2 separate regions of the Homo sapiens genome follow, and region 1 is linked to region 2. Evidence: chromatin loops called from intact Hi-C (ENCODE). Cell type or tissue: Caco-2. All regions are shown on one strand. Links, peaks and the distances in the headings refer to the core of each region. The heading gives the core; the rest is flanking DNA. Region 1 has its middle 54 kb from the start of NOX4. Region 2 has its middle 96 kb from the start of TRIM77.

What was found. Hi-C counts contacts between places; a loop is a spot of excess contacts. Peaks named below come from ENCODE experiments on the same cell type or tissue, not always from the same donor. Only the 100,000 strongest peaks of a DNase experiment are listed, where the experiment ranks them.
Region 1: a loop joins it to region 2, with 2.2 times the contacts of the local background. A loop is called at or near these places in 2 of 110 quality-filtered maps.

Annotation. Positions count from the first base shown.
Region 1 is chr11:89,542,632-89,548,028 of GRCh38, forward strand. It overlaps a transcript of NOX4 not described here. Among named protein-coding and RNA genes, the nearest start is that of NOX4, 54 kb to the left of the region's middle. In Caco-2, for the core only: no CTCF peak of the experiment used is centred there; a DNase peak (open chromatin) is centred at 3,250.
Region 2 is chr11:89,611,938-89,617,334 of GRCh38, forward strand. No RefSeq gene overlaps it. Among named protein-coding and RNA genes, the nearest start is that of TRIM77, 96 kb to the right of the region's middle. RefSeq lists a silencer at 2,604-2,898. In Caco-2, for the core only: a CTCF peak has its summit at 2,652; no DNase peak of the experiment used is centred there.

The DNA of each region.
Region 1 (5,397 bases), core at 140-5,139, 69 kb before region 2:
AGGGCAGCTTTTAGTGGTGTTCTTTGTTCTCTCCCTTTTTATCCCTTTCTTCACTGCCTGGAACAAGGACATCATCACCTTGCTCCATGCAATGAGCATCGCATCCTGGGGGCAGGAACTCAGGTTTCTAATTAAAGTGTTGAGGCAAAATAAAAGCATTTTCAATTTAAGACTGAAAATTTTTTCTTCTCTCATACTCCTGAGAAAAATAGCAAGAGACGCACTCCAACAAAATAGGAAAAATAATTCAAGGAAGATAGGGGATTTAAGAATGCTAACAGCTAACTTTGTGGTAGGGAAGTATATTGAAATTCTGTTGGAGGAGCAGACCTTCACTGAAGTAGGAGCTCTACAGAAATGCCCTTATGTAGAAAATTAAAGCTCTTTAGAAATGCCATCATGTAGAAAATAGATTCCATAATTTCAACACTATAAATAAGATAGGAAAGCTATGTGATAGGATGAAAGCAATGTACATTATTTGGGTGACGGCTACACTAAAAACCTAGACATCACCGCTACACAATATACCCATGTAACAAAACTTCACTTGTACTGCCTAAATCTATATAAAAAAATTTTTAAAGAAAAAATAAATAAGCAAATTAGTGAATCTGCTTGTCAAGAATTGACAAGATGGAAGAAAGACATTTTATGTGATCAATCTTGACAGTTAGAAGTTGTTGTTCAAATGGAAAGGATTTGGTGATATAGAATCACATATATGTTACAATTTCCCCTATTGTTCTACATATTAATTGGTTCCTCAATAAACAACATGTTGATTATATTTATCAGTTTTTCATTTACAGATTTAACATGGCTACGAATTAGAGAAGACTGGATTTTAGCTACAGAAAAATGTAAGTATTCTCTACCCTCAAAACAAAAAAGCAATATATATTCCTGACAATTTTAAAGGAGGGTGTGAGGAGGAAAAGTGATAGAATGATAAATATGCAAATATCTTCATTTTACATAATAGGGAGTCGAGGACGCTGTCTAAAATTGATGCAACAAAAAATTTAGTATATTATAAATTTATATAAGAAGTATAGTTCTAATAGAATCATCAAAACCAGCAAAAGTATGAGGATGACAGATAGTGTAAGTCAACTAACATTAACTCCTCAATTGTCATTGTGGAAAGTAAATAGATATTGTCTGAATTTGATAGATCATTGTGGAAAGTAAATAGATATTGTCTGAATTTGATAGATCAAGAAATAGAATTATACACATTTTATTAATAGTCGAGGTGACCACTGAAAGAAATAAAATTAGATATGCTTATAAGTATATTGCTGGGGAGTAAAAGTGGGGAAGAAAAGAAAAGGGGAACCTGTTCCTTTTCATTTATGTAATCCTGTGCTCTTTTTTGTAACTATATAAATATATTATTCTGAAAAAATAGAAGTAATAGAAGCCATTTTTCTAATACTGTAGACTCATAATATTAAACCCTGTGTTGGTAAAATTTCAGGCTCAGGCATGGGCAATGATTTGGTCTGATTTATCTCAATACATTTCAACCAATATTTGTTAAGTTTCTACTCTGCTAAGCCTATTCCATTCTTCTTGAAATCTCTGCTTAAATGTTTTTTTCCTCCAAGAGGCTATTTCTAGCTTTTTAGTTTAGGTTATATTTTCCTAATCTCTGTTCCCATTTTACGTGTTTATTTATTGCCTGCATTCCCTCCTAGACTTTAAGCTCTGTAAAGGTAGGTACCACCACTTTTATTTAGTTTTATCCTGCTCCACAATAGAATTAAATCATCTTCTGAAGTGCAGCATCAAATAAAGGCAGAACTGAACACTGGCGAGTGACTCAGAGATTCAGAGTGCTTTAGCAAAAGAAGGTGAAAGTCATGAAGTAAAAGAGGCATTTAAAAGTGGTATAGGCAGCATTGTATCTTAACATACTGACAATAATAACATAGTCTAGATGGACATCTTTTAAGGATTCCTGCACTGAAGCAATGTATACTGAATACCTAAGAAGTTTTAGAAAAGATGAATCTTAGAGTCTTTCTTCATCTTTACAACACGGTTAGTTACGTGTAACTTTTCCAATTTTGTAGTAAGGTCATGCTGGGCTGAGAGTGGCTCAGTAATTTGCTGTATGTCATACAGCAAAAAAAATTTACAGTCTTATTTTCAATTCACATGTACCTTATTTCAAAGCCACATTGCCCTTAAACTTTTAAAACTCATATTATTTTATAACACCCTAAAATTTGCCCTTAAAGAAAATATATATCCTATGACCCGACCCAATTACTGAATGTACCAAACAACAAACAAACAAACAAAAAACTCGGTAGCAGCCATAACCAAGTCCAGATGCTCAGTCTCCTTTGAGTAACAGGATACTTATTTAGCAAAGTCTCATGAACTTTTATATTTAGATTAGCTAGTAATTTGTGCTCTTGCTGTTGTGGTCTGTAAGTTGAATAGAAGGAAACCAAAATAGCTTTCATTTTTTGTCCCATTTCTGTCTGTACTTACCATGACAGTTACTGCAGAACAAGTGCTGTTCCAAATGATTTTTCAGCAAAAGGTCATCTTATCAGATGCTAGGCATTTAGTTCTGTGTATGTTTTTCTGCTTTGACTACGATTGTGAAAATGAGGCTGTTTCTGTCCAGTAGAAACCTTTGAAAGACTGTGTTATGAGTCTAAACTTGACAATCTACCTGTTAAAACAGTAAAAATGACTTTTCTGGTTTTTAATTTAGAAACCTTTTTCTCGGCCATGACTCCTAAATAAAAATCCTTCGAAATAACATTTCTAACCTCTGCAGATTATAAAAATAATATATGATCATTGTAAAAAACTTACAATACACAAAAAATATAAGTAAATTTTCAGTGGTTTTACAAATACACCTTTAGTAAGTTTTTAATAACCTTCAATGTAAGTATTAATAATGTCACAATAGAGAAATTTACAGATGACAATACATCACCAGAATTACATTTAGATACCTCAAATGTAAATATGGTTGAGGCATTGTAGCCCCTGAACTGAAAATAGTTGGATAAATACTCAAATTTGGATAGCAGAAGTACTGCTTAAAAAAAAAAAAAAAAAGCTCTCACCATCATTATTTTCTCTCTTTCCTGCAGCATTATTCCATTGTCATGATGAAAAAGCAGAGTGTCAGATTTAACCAATGTCATATACCTACTACTGAAAAAGAGACTTGACGACAGTCCTCTGACTTCGGAGTTTGACCCCACATTCCTTAGTCTGTACAGCACCTGTCTGATATGGAAAATGAGTCTGCCTGCATTGTATGACTTATGGCACACCCATCAGCCCCTGTACGCCTATTACTTCATTTTTGGTCTTCCTGTGGTAAATATTAGAGTTAGTCCATTGAGTTGAAAAATATTTAAAAATTTCTCTGCATTTTAAGCATTGTGGCTGTTAAAAGTAACATTAGTTATTAACCTACTGAAAATTTCTTTTCAACTAGTTCTTTATTTCATTTCAACCACTGTTCCCACTGTCACTGCCTTAGTTCAGGCTCTCAAAATTACTCTTCTGCATAATTATAATAGCAATCATTTATTCACTTAATAACTATTTATAACTACTATATTCCAGGCACTGTGTTTGGTGATAGTAATTAAAAAAAGACATGTTTCCAGTTCTTAAATTATATTGATAAGCTTATGAAATTTCAGCCTCTTAGAGGAGGAATCCTAAGTGGGATCTAAGCCTCCATTCTTACCCTGCCTATATCCTTCATGCTGCTGGATCATCTTTCTTTTGTGTTTAAAAGCTGTCTTTGACTTCCCATTTAAGCTTGTTGCAGGATAAGAGCTGGGACTCAGGAGAGAGATAGAGGCTTGGCTCTTACCACTTATTAGCTATGTGATCTGAATCCATTTATATAAACTTTTCAGTTTCTTATGGTTTCTGTCTTAGTCTGTTTTGCATTGCTATAACATAATACCACGCACTGGGTAGTTTATAAAGAAAAAAATAATTTCTCACAGTTCTGGAGGCTGGAAAATCCAATGTCTAGACGCTGGCACCTGGTGAGGGTCTTCTTGCTGCAACATCTCATGGCAGAAGGCAGAAAGGCAACAAAGCATGCACATGAGAGAGGAAAGAGGCGGAAGTAATTTTTTTGTAAGGAACCCACTCCTGTGCCAACTAACCCACTCCCATGATAACAGCATTCACCCAATTACAAGGGCAGAGACCTCATGAACTAATCACCTATTCAAGGTCTCACCTCTCAACATAGTTGCATAATGAATTGTTTCCAACACACAAACTTTGGAGGAAACGTTCAAACCATAGCAGTTTCTAAGCTCATTTGTCATTTTAATAAGTATTTTCTTCTTGTAGACTTGGTGTGGGGATTAAATTAAATAATGTATATAAAGCACATAACAAAGTGTCTGAAAAACAGTAAGTGTGCAATGAATGTTCAACATTATTGTCATTTAATGAACTTGTCCTTCTCTCTGCAGCCTTTCCTCTCATCCTTTCCCCAAATGACCCCTACTACTGACTATACCAAATTACTTGTAGAATTAACATACAGAGTCCCTCATGCCCTATATATTGCCATAGAATCACATGGGGGGGGACAATTGATACCATTAATTTAGTTAATTGAATCAGTTACTTGATAAACAACAGTAAGCAAAGATTAATGAGGTACAGTAAATTTTCGGACATGGCAAGATGCTCTTTGTCAGCATCTAAAACTAGAATATACTCATGGAATAATAATTTCTCCTTCTTGAAGCTTGAGTAGGAAAGAGCATATTTCAGAAGACAATAAACTGGTGAGATATAATTAATTTTAAATATTCTAGGACCTTGCTCTTCAAAGTGTAGTCCCTGAAACTACAATATCTACTTCTCATAGAGGCTTATTAGAAATCACAATTTCATGTCTCACCCTAAATCTACTGAATTTAATCTGCATTTTAACATGATATTCAAGTGATTAATACAACATTAAAGATTGAGAAGAAATACTGTCTGGGACAGTGGTTGCCAAACTTGGCCACACAGTAGAATCAATTGAGCAGCTCATAAACACAACACACACGATTTTCAGGATCCAAACTCAGAGGCTCTACTTTAATTGAGAAGAGTTTAAGGATAGGTATTGTTTAAAGCTTTTCAGGTAATTCTAAAGTATAGCTGTGGTTGAGAATCAGCGCTGGGAACGTATAGCTATATCATGCAGCAATAGAACCCCAGTATTTCCCTAGAGCACTTTATGCATAGACCCAATAATTTATGGACCCTCTCACCACATTCTATCCCCACATGACAGGAGTTATGAACAAAGAGACATGGCCACTCTTCTGCAGAGCAACAGTAACTAAAAAGAAAAAAGAAAAACCTTGGAAATTTAATTAA
Region 2 (5,397 bases), core at 102-5,101:
TTGTTCATGGATTCAATGAGCATAAAATTTGTGGCTGGAATTGATTGGGAGCAGATAGAAGGACTCAGAGTTGTACTAGCCAATAATCCAGCCATGGTGTGATGGGATATTCACACGGCTCCCCCTGCCTATGTCCTTTTTTGGAATGAGAAAAGAAAAAGTTGTATCAGTGGTTTACAATATTTATGGTAGCTATCGGCAATGCACATTGAATGAGCAAACTGCTAGATGCTATTCTTCACTCAATGTGCTCGCTTAAGCAAATAATAAGAAAAATATATTTGAAAAGGGAAGACAAAGTTTGATCATAAATATATTCTTTCTGAACTTCTGCTTTCTGGTCATGTAATTCACTTTGGGGATTACAAAGGAAAAGTGAAAGTAGAGTCAAATTATTAAGTAATGCGTTATTAAGGAAGTCAGATGTGTCAGGTTGGGGATGTTCTGGCACAAAGTTAAAAAATAACTTATGTCCTGGTCCTGGTGCTGGTACCAATTGACTGTGTGATATTTGGCAAAACGCTTAGGTCTATAATTTTTTCAGCTATAAAAAAAGATATTCAATAATAAAAACTTTAAGATTTCTTCTTGTTCTAAAATTCTATGATTATAAAATACATAAATAATGGCTGAATTTAGAGAAAATTCATTCTTTCCTCTTTTATTCAAGCATTATCCATCATTCTTCAACCATTGTCAATTTTTCATGTGTACTTATATTTTATTAATCTATTGCACATGTGAACCTATCTCAAAGCCTGTTTAAGAGGAAGCAGCATATGAATAAATATTTACTATATGGTATTTAACTGTAATACAGAATAAATAAAACCAAATATAATAATAACCATTATTTCTTAGTAAAATGCATATGATCAAAATTACATTTTTTTGGAGTTGTAATATTGCAATGTTTTGAAAGCAATAAGATATTTTCACACTGAGGAAGCCAAGTTCAGTTGTTTGTTGATAATTTGAGGAAGTGCACATATAAGTCACATATAGAAGGCACCATTAACTTCTCTGGTGAAGAAAGGCATTAGTATGGGGAATTCAAAAACAATTACATTATATCTTACTCTGAATGGAGTTTACAAAATTATGCTTAAACATGTCAATGTCTAGTGTCTTAAGGACTAACGATACTTCAAATTACATAATGGGATTCCAATCCAGTTTAGTTTCACATGCAACCAGAGCTCTGAAGAGAATGAAAATTATCACCTCTAATTCCAAGCAAAACTGACTTCCTTATTTCTTCAAGTTTACTTTCTCTAAGCAATTAATATTTTCATTTAAATAACACTTTCTGTGGATTAGAGAAAGCTTGGTGTCAGAGACTTGTATTTAAGTTCTGACATCTTCTTTTACTAGCCATGAGACATTGAGCAAGGCCATAAATTCTTTGAACTTCAATATCATCATTTGGCAAGTAAAATTTATAATAGAGTGATAACTATACTATGTTCTTCAAAGGGATATGGCTAAGATATAACAAAATTGTTCGTGTGGAAATTATTTTGAAAACTAAGTTTATAATGACTTACCAGGGATAACATAAAACAAAATGTAACAATATAAAGAAACAAGTGACATTTGCTGAATTAATTATATTAAATACAAATGCTATGAAGTAAACTGAATTAAAACAAAACAAAACAAAATATGACTTTACCTTCAAGGATGACATGATCTGCCTTTGAAAACATATAGGCAAGAACAACTAATATTCTTCAACTAACACCATAGAAGTTTGTATAAATCTCTAAAACTCTCTGCAGCTCAGTTTTCCTTAGCTATAAAGAGTGAGTATTGGTTTGGTAGTCCCCATGTTTTCTGGAAGTCCTTAACGTATTATTTGAGGAGACTATTTGGAAGAAAGCTGACATTTTTAAAAAGATTTGGCATTAATGTAAGAAAATGTTGTAGTATATCTTAATTGCAGAAACAAGAATTGAAAAGAACAATAGTATCTTTAAATCATATCAATCTCTAAGAATAGTGAGTAGAATGATTGACTAAATAACCTACAAATGAATAACACTCGATAGTGACTTGGATGTTTATGATAACCATGACAACAAAACACCATGTTGCTAACCTATTAAGAGTTTCTTTAAAAATGTAAAGTACTGTGAGCCATCATGAAAAACTGCTAGGTTTTCAATTAAACTCTCAACTTTGGCATGTGTGCTTCATAAGACCATAAAATGGGCACTGTACTTTGCACGGTGCCATGTGATACTGTTTTCAGTAACCAGAGCACTAAAATTCTGCAAGTAGCATCAGTCCTAGGCTGTCAGGCAGAACAAGGCACGGGTGCTTCATCTTGAGGGAGTGGAACTCTGCATTTTTCAAATCAAGTCTGTAATAAAAATGATCCCTTAGACCATATAGTGCTATATATATCTATATCTATATAATCTCATATGATGCTGCCAAGTAGGTACAATAGGTAGAATTCTCCAATTGTATAGATGAGGGAAAACAACACATGTGACTGAGGTTATGTAGCAAATAAATGACAGAGCCAGAACTAGACCTTGTATTTTTTAACCTACAGTCTAATCTTGTGTTCTGTATGCTTGTTTGTTTTCCTGCTCCAGACTTGTCAACAATAATTATGGCTATTATTTTCCGAGCACTTAACTACGTGTCAGGCACGATGCCGAGTTTTTCAGATACTCCCTTTCTTGTAATCAATTTTTTGTCTTTGCTGCCCCCTCTGTCAGAAAGAAAAAAAAAACTCATTGTATTTAATAAGCAAGGAAACTGAAGCTTGGGTAGAAGAAACACAGCACCTTGACGATGGTCACATAGCTACCAAGAGGTAGAGCCTGGACCCACAGTCATGTCTGCCTGTCTTCAGCTTTTCCTATCCCCTCACTTGGGCAGCTTGTATATCTCTGGCAGCTGCCATCTCAGAAGTTTCTTCCTCAAGAGGTTGTGTTTCCTTGAAACAAAAAGCAGTTTGACTTAGAAATATCAAGACAGTGCAATGAAAGACCTTGCACTATTGCCCTTTTAGGGTCTATGATATCTAAGATTGGAGTGTGATATTATTTTATGTGACCTATACATGCTGAGTTTAAATCTCATGCCAGTCATTTTGGAGCTGAGCTCTCTATAAGGCAGTTTTTCTCAATTTCTACACTACTAAACATACTCAGTAACTGTGGATAGGGTTCTATGCATATCTACCTTCGGTCTTCCTCTTGTTTCACATGCTCAGAAGGATTTTTCTCCTGAACATTGACAAATATTATTTTAAAACTTTCACACAATTCAGGATGCTCAAATATATTTCTCATTGTATTTGAGCATCTTAGAAACTAAGATACTCTTGAAAAACATTAATTCCATCTTCCACTACAAGTGCTTATTCCGCCCCTTCTTTCTTTTTCCTTCCTACCTTCTTTCCTCCCTCCCACCATTCCTTTCTTCATTCCTGCCTTCCATTCTTCCATGTAATAATAATTCAGTGTGGCTGCTAATCATGAATGTGATCTTTGAGAACTCACTGTTTAGCTGAGGCAAGAGCCCATGTAGGTGTTAAACAACTAACATGTAAGAGTAACAATGTGTCACAGAACATACATAATGTATATTTTAATGTCAACTCACAGAGATCATAAAGAACAATTTCCTAAGAAACACCTGAACTGACTCCAGTAGAACCAAAATACATAAAGAAGGAAGGGGAGAGGAGAAAATTTTGTAAATTTCAAAGAGAAATCAATAGATTAATGTTAATTCAGTCTCACCTCCCAGCAAATCATTCTACTCTGTTGCTAAGCAGTAAGTACAGACCATATGCACTTCTCCAGTCTAATATGTAGTCTCAAACCTCTTTTTCTTTGCCTCTGCTGTCCCCTCTGCCTGGAATAGACTCCCAACCTCCCATGCAAACCCTCCTGACTATTTTTGAAGGTCAGCTCAAGGGTAAGTCTATACCATCCTCTAGCCTCTCACAGTGTGTTGCACACAACTCCACTGTAACGGTCACCACTTTGCTGTGTAAATGCTTGTTCCTGCTCTCTCTGTGCCATACTGTGTTATCTGCTGTTTCAATCCCAGAACATCAACAGTGTGGAGCATTTAGTAAATACTCAAGATATGTTTCAGGATTAGATAATTCTATAAAAGCCTGTGTCAACTTGTTCTATATAATAATTTGGGTATTAGGATAGTGCCTGTAAGTGTTAAAGGCTCCATGTAATTCAGACTGTTCTCAAAAATATTTACTCTGTGGTTCGACTCTGAGTAAAATAATGACAAAGAAAATGGCTGAGAATACGAGAACCCACACTATGGAAGGAACTACATGCAATGAAAATAGCTAACTGAAACATAAATATGCACAGAAAGAGATAAATGAGGCATTCATACAACAACAGTGTCTGAGTCTACCACAAGTGGGTTATGATTACAGGACGCTGTGGAGCAGCATGAATAAAAGATTAAGTGGTGCATATTTTAGGTAGGTGGATGGGTGAACATTGCAGAGAACTGGTTTTAAAAAAAAGCAAGAATATTCAGATTAGGTATTCAGAAATACCTAATATAAATAATTCATTTTCCTCTGAGAGTGAAACCCAAAAATGACAGTCACTAAAAGTATATTTACATGACACCTTAAACAAATTTTGTGTAATGTTTTTATAATAAAAAAATGAAGCAATCTCTAGATGGAAAAGGTATTTCACACAATGTGTACCACCAATATACAGAGACTGTGTAGAAGTGAGAGTGACCATAAAGGTTTCCCCACTTCATGGTAGGTCAAAACCTAGCAGAGACTGTGTTTAGAATAAAATAGAGTATGCAATAGGTACTCATTATTCTCACTTATGCTGACTTTCCAAATCATCCCTGGTAGTAAAGACCTCTGGCTACTTTCCAAGAAATTAGCAAAAGAAGGGAATAGAATCACTGGATGTTAGAGCTTGAAGATTTTGAGGTTCTTTTGCCACCCTTATTTTCAGATGAGGATATCTTTCACAGGCCAGAAAAGTAAAGAAATCTACCAGGTGGTCAATTATTCTAAAATGACAGAACTGGGGCTAAAATCCAGGATTCTCGATTCCCAGTCCAGTGCTCTTTCTTACACACTAAGCCATGCCAAAATCCACTCTAAAATAAAACCCTAAATCTACTAGCCTTAACATTTATAAGGTGTTTCCACAAGGACATAGGTTTTGCTCCATGCCTCATGTGAGGTCTTTGTTTCCTTCTTGTTTAAAGAAAGAGTGACCTGGACAACAGTCTCATAGTGACATCTGGTGACTAAGTCAGGGTAATACAAAACATAAGAAGAAGACAAATAAAGTATCAATGTGCTTTTGTTTGTTAAGATTTAGGTAGGACAATTAAATCCAAAACTTAGAGGACACATTG